Linked DNA regions of Homo sapiens: regions 1 and 3 are each linked to region 2. The links are chromatin contacts, found by Hi-C or POLR2A ChIA-PET in ENCODE. All regions are on one chromosome and are shown on one strand. Each heading gives the region's core, a stretch centred on a gene start or an enhancer-like site at or near the end of the contact. The rest is flanking DNA. Distances are from core to core; before and after follow the strand shown. Region 1 has its middle 110 kb from the start of DLX2-DT. Region 2 overlaps LOC107985960 (a long non-coding RNA gene). Region 3 overlaps LOC107985960 (a long non-coding RNA gene).

Region 1 (3,186 bases), core at 180-2,679, 130 kb before region 2:
TCTTGATTTAAATTACCTTCCCTTAATAAGAAAAGCCTGCCCGATTTAATGAGTAATGAAATCATTGGCATTAGAAGGACTGTAGCTTTCAGACTGTGGGGAGGTCCGGGATTAAAATTAAAATTTAGGTCATTACAGAAAAGACCAATAATATGTTTCACATGGATCAGTCTCGGTTTTTTCTTTTTTAGCACAGTGGTTCTCAAACCTTACATACGCCAGAATCACTTGGGGGTCTTATTAAAACACAAATGGAAGGAGAATGTTAGTGTCTACTTCACAGATCAGTAGCTCTCAAACTTTGGTGTGCATCAGAAACACCTGGAGGGCTTGCTAACCCACAGGTTACTGAGACCCTCCTGCCACTGTTTGTTTCAGTAGGGCTGAGGTAGGGCCTGGTAATTTGCTTTTCTAACAAGTTCTCAGGTGAGGCTGCTGTTACTGACTTGGGAAACATTTGAAAAACATTGGCAGGGCAGGGCTAGTTAAAACATCTGAAATCCTGCCCTGACTTGTATGAAATCTGCTATAAAGTAAAAAGTGGAGTTTTTGGCCGACTGCTTGCTAGTTGGACTTAAGAAGACTGGCATGTGTTGGTCAAGCTGATAGACTCAGTTTACATTTGAATTCCAATTGCTACGAACAATGTCAGAGAAAAGATTCTTTTACATACCCTGGGAAAGAGATATAAGGAAAAATATATTTTATATGTATTTCTATATTTTTATAAAATCTATAAATATATATTTATAAATATGTAAAAATATATATTTTGGGGTATATTTATAAATATGTAAAAATATATATTGGGGGCTTTGAGAATGGTAAAGATATAAATCGGCACAATAATTTCATATAAGCCTTGTGCAATAGAAACGTTTTCTTCTTCTAATTTTCCCTTCATAATTGTGAATTATTTGAATCTACAAATAACTTATTTATAAGGAGGGTTAGATTTGAGAATGTATTTACTCTGTGCTGTTCCTAGGATAAGCCTTGGGGTTTTTTGTACCTAAAATGCCTCTTCAGTTAACAGAATACTACTCTGCACCAGGTCTCAGGAATTTGGAGATTTGTATCTCTGGCTAAATTGTAACAAAGGCAGGCAGAGAATATGCCCAGAATTTGGCCTTCCACAATGCACACTGTAGTATCATAGCATGATGGGACTGGAAGAAGACTAGAGGCCATCTCTTTCAATCTGCTCCTTCCACAGATAGGTAGACCCAGCCCGGAGTGTTTGAAGGAGGTGTCTTTGTGGCAAACTGCACGGTTCTCACATGGCTCACTGGTGATGGGTCTGGGCAGAGGGAGAACTGCGGTATAAAGGGCCAGCCCGTCCTGCTGCCCTGCTCGTGCTGGCGCCACATTCGACACGTGGCCATGCCTGTGCAACCTGGTGTGTGGAGGCAGGGCATTCAGGTTTTGAGAAGAGAACATCATTGGATCTGGCAGCTAAAATATGAAACACCATCCCTCGGGCTTCTCTGAGTCTGTAGTCTCATCGGGAGGCCAGCCAACTTGCTGTCTGCTATTGAGTGTGGGCTTGGAAGTGGGAGGAAAGCACTGGGTGATGAGAGAGTAGGAGGACAGAGAAAGCCTGAGGAGTGGAAAATGTGTTGAAGAGGGTGAGGAAAAGGCAAGAGAGCCCCAACTTAAAATACACAACTTAAAAGACTCTGCCACCGGCAGTGAACCAACTCCTAACAATCCTTACTGGCTCTGGGCCTGCTGGCCCTCAGGTGCAGCCCCTGCTCTGTGCCACAGAGAGTCAACCCGCAGGGCGCATTTCCCAGGCTGCCTCTGCATGGCATGTCCAGTGGTGGGATTGAAAGGTTGGGGGAAAGGAGGGGCCAGGGAATCCCACTTCCCCTCCCCAGGTGGCCGCTCCAGCAGGTACTGGACGAGACCTCAGAGACTCAGCCTCCTCAGGCTGCCCTGGACTTCCACAATTCCAGCTCCTCTTTTTGTCTTCCACCCCATGGTTGGTAGCAGCTTTTTCCTGAGCTCAGTTCCCTCTTCATCTGTAGAAATAATTCCCGGCATTAAGCTCTTTCTATTGTAAATACTTAAAATAGTTACTGTTTTATTGGTTAGATCCTGACTGATACAGGTTAGAATGATTATTTTCAGTGAATTTATGAGGAAACAGAGGATTATGTAGGTTAAGTAACTTGTCCAAGGTCATCACAACTAGCAAATGATGAAATCAGCATCAAAACATAAGACTGCAGAGCTCATACTCTCAACACAATACTCTGTGGCCTCTCACAGTGAGTTTGAGGGAATTCAGAAAAAGGAAGACAAGAAATATCTTTATGTATAAAACAGTGGTAATAAAAACAGTGGTGTGAAAACGTTGCTTTGACCTCAAGAAATTAGGTAATCTCTGTGCTAAGGTGGGTGTATGTGTCTGTGCCCGGTGTTCCAGGGTCCTAAATCTTGAGGAATTAATTCAGCTCAGGCATTGGTGCTAGTCTTTTATTATTCCTCATTTTCTCAGTTGATCACAAAGGGTTACTTATTTCCACTCATCTAGTTGCAGTTTGTGAAAATGTGGCCTGAACCTTGCTTTGGAACTCAGGTTGCTATAGAAACCTTTGACTGGAGGTGAGGGATCACGAAGGTTTATTAATGAGAATTTCCCCGCTTTACCCCTGGGCTCAGTCTGTATGAGATTCCCAGAAAGGCTCATTAGTTTTTGTATTAGGGTCCTCCAGAGAGACAGAACCAATTGTGTGTGTATGTGTGCACGGGTGCATGTGTGTGTGCATATGTGTGCGTGTGTGTGTGTATTTAAAGGAATTGGCTCATGTGATTATCGAGGCTGACAAGTCATAACATGTGCATTTGGCAAGCTGGAGACCCAGGTGAACTGATGGTGTAGTTCCAGACAGAATGCCGGCAGGCTTGAGACCCAGAAAGAGCTGATGTTTAGTTTGAGTCTGAAGGCAGGAAAGAACTGATGTCCCAGCTCAAGGCATTTAGGAAGGAGGAGTTCCTTTTTATTCTCTGTTTGGTCAGCCTGTTTGCTCTGTTTCAAGTGATAGGATGAGGCCCACCCATGTTGGGAAGGGCAACCCACTTTACTCAGTCTACCCATTTCAACGTTAATCTCTTCTGGAAACACCTTCACAGACAGAACCAGAATAAGACTTGACCAAATGTATGGGCACCCTGAGGCCA
Region 2 (3,304 bases), core at 137-2,636:
CAATAAGAATGGGCATGCGAGGGCCACCTGATTCTGGAGGAAAGACTTCAACATAAAAGAGATCAAAATCATTCAAATGGGAAAAAATACTTAGGAGAAACAAACAATGAAAGGGAACAGAAGTAACCTTTATAAACATACAAAAACTTATTTGATATTGGTAGGGAGATAAGAGAGGGTGCTGTACCCGTGAATCCAGAACAGGATGCTTTAATTCAGAAATCATCAAAGGACAAGAAAGAAAGGTCTTAAAAGCCCTAAAAAAAAAAACACACACACACACACACACAACAACAACAACAACAAACTCCCAGAAAAATGAACAAATGAACAAAAAAACATGGACAACAGGGAAGACATGATAAGAAAATGAAAGGATTGGTCCTGGAGGGCTAACATTCACCTAAGAGGAATTCCAGAAAGACAAAATAAAGAAAATGAAAGTGAAAGAATGGGCAAAGAAATATTACCAGAATATTTCCTGTGGATTTGAAAAGATCCATGCCAGCTTATACCACTTTGGAATTTCAGAAACCGTGAATGAAGAGAAGACCGTAAACATTTCCCTAGACGGATAAAACAGGTTCTGTTCAGAGGAACAGAAAGTAGAAGGGCACAGGATTTCTCAGTAGCAACCCTGCACACCAGAAGGCAAAGGAAGTAAAATGATAGTGCACTCCTGTCCTCAGCATTGAGCAATTATCTAATAATGGAAACACAGAGGATAGATTTAACCAAAAATTATAATTTATCTATATCGAGAGAATAGAGGGAGGCAAAATATGGAGGAAAGTGTAAGAAAGAGTCTCCTAGCCTAATGGGAAGCTTATTGATGTCCCTACTGGATAACTCAATAGCAGCACAAGCATTTTATTTAGAAATTTGAAGGAGAATATAAGAAACAGCTGAAAGGGGACAGGTCAGGGGAGGAAAGCAGGAGACTGGCTTTGTCTGTTCCATGATAAGACTTGGACTTTCTAAATCACTTGCATGGACTACATGATAAGATCCCTGTAAGGACTTTGAAGAAAAGATTCCTTTTTTAAATTCCCTGATCTGATTGCTTCGACTTCTTGGAGGACGCAGACTGACCCTCGCTGTCTTACAACCTCTTCATTAATAGGGGATCTGGGTTCCCCTCTCTTGGGGGTATAGGACTTGTCTCTTGGAACAATGAGAAAAATAAGACTCCGCTGGGGCTTTATGCCTACGCTTACACAGGCAGATAAAATACATGAACTTTGTTCATTGTTCTCATGGGGATATTTACAGAGTTCTTTTCCCTCTTGCTGTTTATCTTTTGGCTGGGGTTCTAAGCGGAATGGACTCAGGTGGTGAGTAACGGCTGAATCTCATTGTTCCCCTCCCTTGGTGACACACCCTGAGCCTGTAACCCAGCAGCAGCTTTCGTGCCATGTCTACTGTCCCGTGGAGTAAAGCTAGTCTTGCCTTTGATGTCCTACTGGTTGTAAGGATTTTTTTTCTTTTTTTCTTTCTTTCTTTCTTTTTTTTTTTTTTTTTTTTTGAGACAGAGTCTCGCTCTGTTGCCCAGGCTGGAGTGCAGTGGTGCAATCTCGACTCACTGCAACCTCTGCTTCCTGGGTTCAAGCGATTCTCCTGCCTCAGCCTCCTGAGTAGCTGGGATTACAGGTACACGCCACCAAGCCCAGCTAATTTTTGTATTTTTAGTAGAGATGGGGTTTTACCATGTTGGTCGGGCTGATCTCGAACTCCTGACCTCGTGATCCACCCACCTCTGCCTCCCAGAGTGCTGAGATTACAGGCGTGAGCTAGTGCGCCTGGCTGATTTTTTTTTTCTTGACATTAACATGAACGTGGGTTTGTAAAAATCAATGCGGGACAAATATATTATGAAGAATGAGAGCTTAGGAGTTAAATGTAATGGAAATAAATCCTTGGAAAAGTTGGAGTGAATGAGTGGGGGAAGCTAGGTTAGGCAATGAACTACTGTGGTTCTCTACTGCTGTTTTGTTTTGGTTTGTGTTTTGGATTCTAAGCTATGAGAATCTTCCAATTTAGATTTTAATAGACCTCTTAGAAGTGCTATAGCTCAAGGAAAAGAAGGATATATTCTGCCGATTCTATCTCTTTGGAGTTTGTGTTCTCAAACCTACAAGCAGTGTCTCCTTCCTGTAAATCACAAATTCCTGCAATGCCTCATAAAAGGGTCATCTTCCTTGGACCTTTTATCTGGTGGGAGCTGTGTGCACCACTGAAGGGGAGGAAAGGAGGATGCTGCCAACAGTGATCAGTGACCTTCGGGAGAAGCAGAGGCCACGGACCTCCCAGCAAAGGAGTGGCCCTCTGCCAGGACACAGGGCTCCCTGCCTTCTGCCTCGGCTTCCTTCTCCTCCCCTTGGTGCTTCCTTTCTTTTCCCATTAGGGCTTGAAGTCCATTTTCACCTGATTAAGGGAAGGAGCCCTCACAGACTGCACCTCCCAGGAATGGCCTAGGCTCCACTCCATGAGCTCCCTCCCTCTCCCTCCTCTGCCACCACCTCCTCCTCCTCCTCCTCCTCCTCCTCCTCCTGCTCTTCCTCCTGCTCCTTCTCCTCTTTTTCCTCCTCCTTTTCTCTCTCTCTCTCTCCCCCTCCCTCCCCCTCCTTTTTATAAGATCTAATAAATACATTTTTCAGTTAACTGCTGAATCCTTTAAGGAAAATAGATGTGTACCTCTATAGTTTTGTTGAGACTAGGGGAGATGGGGAATTTATATTTCCTCAACATGTTTTATTTACAATCCTCCTGGTGCTTGAGAAGAAAAACACATGAAGACTGCCCTTGGATAAGATCTGTGCTGAGTTTAATCAAGTGCACTCCAGTCTAGCTCAGCCTTAAACCAGAGTGTGTGGGAGCAGAACTTGCGGTGAAAGCCACATTTGATTAAGAACACTCATTAACATTTGAAAAGCAAATCCGTGTCTCCACTGGGCTTCTACATGTCTGATTTCAAGAAGCTTATCCAGGCCCTGACTTTCTCTTCCAGAAGACCCCTCTCATGACTGTTTCTGCATCTGCCAACAAAATTAATCGCCCTCATCTCTTGCACACTGACAGTCTAGAAGATTCTAGAAGATGCTGGGTTTTTTTTGGTGTTTACCACAAACAAAAGGCCAATGCTTTCAGCAGCTGCCCAGCCAGAGGGGTTTCGGAGTAAGTTTCAACAAATCCAAGTTGAATTACAGGCCACCTTCTCTCTCTGGGGCTGCCCAGTCTTCTTATCAGTAACCTCAGCTTCTGAGGCCAAGTAGGGTATTTTACTTGTCAAAGTAAGTTTGCTTCC
Region 3 (2,848 bases), core at 42-2,541, 88 kb before region 2:
CATAGTCTGAGCTCAGAATATTCACTAATCCCGAGACTGTTGGCTTTCTGTGGTCATGGTTGCCATTGGGTGGGGCGTCCATGGACCCCAGGCTAAGCACTTTGCTTAGGCTAAGTTCCCAACAGTGCTGCTCAGCAGTGGACCTCTTTCTGATTCTCTCAAGCCTATACACTGAGGGGTTGTCCACACTGCCTCTGAGAGCAGTGGGCAGGCAAAGGAAGTGTGCTTTGTGAGGTCACCCGTGGGGACAGTGAGTGCAAGCAGCTGCAGTCCTCATGGGCCGCCAGCCTCCCGCTTCCTGCAGAGGCGCCCAGAGCTGGAGCTGGTCTGCGCATGCACTTGGAGGCACGGTATGAACAACCGCAGAAATGCCGGCCAACTACGCCAGTTCCCAGAGCCCAGCGTTCTCCTCTCTCCTCTTTCATTGGTTTCCCAGGAAAGCTGCTGAGGGCGGGAACCCCAGATGCACAGTTTGGCTCATAAGCGGGCTGCCTTTCACAGCCACCACTACCCACCCGGGGAGAGCACTGGATTGTGGCAAACGGGACCTCTTTGTGTGAGCAACCAAGGTGTGTTGGGTTTGGTGCTCCAAGGCAAACTTCTTTGCTCAATTGAAACAGCCCCTGGTCATCTCTGCTTCTCCATCTATAGCCACCCCGTGAGAATAAAAACTCCAGAGAGTCCTTTCTATTTACATTTAGGGAATTCTAAAAGAAAGGTACAAGAAGCCAAAGGATTATCCGTGTTTGTCCTTAGAAAAAGAGGTAACAATGCAATTTTTAAAACCCTAAAAGATTAATGAAATAAAACATTACAGATAGATACAGCAGTCAAATGCAAAGAAACAGAGAATAGTGGTTACCAGGGGCTGGGGGAGAGGGGAATGGAGAGCTATTGTTTAATGAATATGAACTTTGAGTTTGGGAAGATGAAAAATTTCTGAAGAGGGATAGTGGCGATGTTTGCACAGCAGTGTGAATGGACTTAATGTTGCTGAACTATACACTTAAAAACGGTTAAAATAGTAAATTGTATGTTGTGTATATTTTGCCATAATAAAAATTTTTCAGAAACCATTATGAACAGAGCATTGTCTCAATGAGGAGACACTAAGCTTGTTGACTTTTATCTTGGGTGCTCTCTGTGTATGTGTATTTATATTAAAAGTAACCAGTTTCCTGAAAACACAAAACCCATTCCTGGCCAACAGGCTCTTTTCCTGTGCTTTTGTGCATTCTGAAGCTGTCTTCATAATGTGTTGGTCAGGAAGTGGGTGACTCATGGGGCCTTTATGACAGACCCTTGAGTCACACACACACACACACACACATACACACAGACACACGTGAGTCACCCCTACAGGCTTCTAGGACAGGCAGCGATTTAGATGCCAGAGTGATGTGCCTGGGGCATGGCGGGAGGCAGCCTGGCGCCCATTGCCAGGCACATTCCTGGGAGCCTCTCCCATGGTTTAGTAATAAATGGAAGCTGTGGCCACAGCTCCCAACTCCAGGCCCAGCAATAGCTGTTTCTCTGACTTTTAAGGACAACCCAAATGGTGGCAGGAGGGGAGAGCAGTTGGTATTGGAAACGCCCAGTGGCCGCTGGGCTGCTGTGAGTGGCGCCTGTTTTGGCGATGTGAGTGGCGCTGGGTGTAGGCCTCTGAATCTGCCGGTGCGTGGTGGCAAGAGCAGGTCAATCACAGGGTGATCTTACGTCTTCCCGGGGGTCGTGAATCGGGTTGGGAGCCACTCAGTTATATAAACAAATGGAGGACTGATCTAGACCTTAGGAGACCTGGTTTAGACTTTGATCTGCCACTAGCTTGTTTTGTTACCATGGTAAATCACATAAACTCTCTGGCCTTGGGTTCCTTGTCTTTAAAGTGAGGGAGTTGGATTAGATCAGGATTGGCTGGCACACAGCTCCTGTGCCACCCGTCCCTCCAGTTCCTGAGGCAACAATGTTCACTGCCCTCTGAGCCCACATGGCAGCTCCTGGTCCTTCTTAGATGGCCTTCTCTTTCTATTCTGTTAATTGGAGTTAGCATCTGAAATGACACCTATTTGCTATCCTGAAAGCTGATATGCTGGTTCTCAACTTTGCCTATAAATTAGAATCACTGGAGAGCTTTTAGCAAATACAGGTGTCTGAATCCTACCCATATGGATTCTGATTTAATTATTCTGGGATGAGACCCAGGCATTGATAAATTTTAAAAGCTCTCTAGGGGATTCCAGTGTGTAGCCAGGAATGAGGGTCACTGGACGAGATGACCACTACAGGGGCCTAACAGTCAGTCACTTTGTGATCAGCTGTTGGCATGAAGATGACAGGAATGATTGGGCTGGTTGAGCCGAGCTCTGCTGGCAAGAACATTAGGGGATCAGGAGACTTGGTTCTCATTTCTAGTTTGCATTCCTAATTTGCTTGTGATTTTGGGTGAGTTATTTATTCTTTTTAGCTTTAGTTCCCACATGTATAAACTGGGAGTAATAATCTCTTGAGCTTCCTACCTCACCATATTCTTAAGAGGAAGAAAGAAATGTTAATAGATGTATAAGAGAAAAGTGCTACAGAAAGTGCTACGTAAATTATTCCATTTTTATAACCCACATACCCCAAAATACTCTTCTAAAATTTGAAATAAAAAATTTTGAATCCATCCCTTGTGGGGAATTATGAAGATTCAGTGAGGTGGCATATACAACAGTCCCTAGCCTGGTAGGTGTGCAAGCAATGCTTGTTTGAATGAACATTTTGATGGAGGTTACTGAAACACCAAATCACAGAGTTCTGTGTGCCTTCAAAGGAAGAGGAAGCTCATTTCTGTGGCTGTTTTGTTAGA

Evidence for each region. Hi-C counts contacts between places; a loop is a spot of excess contacts on that map. ChIA-PET counts read pairs that join two places held with the same protein, here RNA polymerase II (POLR2A).
Region 1: a loop to region 2 is called in a map of CD8-positive, alpha-beta T cell, with 2.0 times the contacts of the local background. The contact joins two enhancer-like sites. A Hi-C loop is called at or near these places in 1 of 168 maps with a recorded cell type or tissue (CD8-positive, alpha-beta T cell). POLR2A ChIA-PET finds 5 or more read pairs at or near these places in 4 of 52 experiments (BJ, H1, WTC11 and 1 more).
Region 3: a loop to region 2 is called in a map of PC-3, with 6 times the contacts of the local background. The contact joins two enhancer-like sites. A Hi-C loop is called at or near these places in 4 of 168 maps with a recorded cell type or tissue (PC-3, astrocyte of the cerebellum, heart right ventricle and 1 more). POLR2A ChIA-PET finds 5 or more read pairs at or near these places in 1 of 52 experiments (A549).

The regions. Positions count from the first base shown.
Region 1 is chr2:172,213,947-172,217,132 of GRCh38, forward strand. No RefSeq gene overlaps it. Among named protein-coding and RNA genes, the nearest start is that of DLX2-DT, 110 kb to the left of the region's middle. Within about 2 kb of position 1,430, at least 4 of the 41 ENCODE cell types and tissues checked have a DNase peak (open chromatin) inside an H3K27ac peak, as active enhancers do.
Region 2 is chr2:172,339,950-172,343,253 of GRCh38, forward strand. The region is part of intron 4 of LOC107985960 (a long non-coding RNA gene); the gene reads left to right. Among named protein-coding and RNA genes, the nearest start is that of ITGA6, 86 kb to the right of the region's middle. Within about 2 kb of position 1,387, at least 9 of the 41 ENCODE cell types and tissues checked have a DNase peak (open chromatin) inside an H3K27ac peak, as active enhancers do; they include PC-3, where a contact is called at or near this core.
Region 3 is chr2:172,252,065-172,254,912 of GRCh38, forward strand. LOC107985960 (a long non-coding RNA gene) reads left to right here. Exons shown (of 6, transcript XR_001739773.3): 1 at 1-569. Among named protein-coding and RNA genes, the nearest start is that of DLX2-DT, 150 kb to the left of the region's middle. RefSeq lists an enhancer at 827-2,026. Within about 2 kb of position 1,292, at least 10 of the 41 ENCODE cell types and tissues checked have a DNase peak (open chromatin) inside an H3K27ac peak, as active enhancers do; they include PC-3, where a contact is called at or near this core.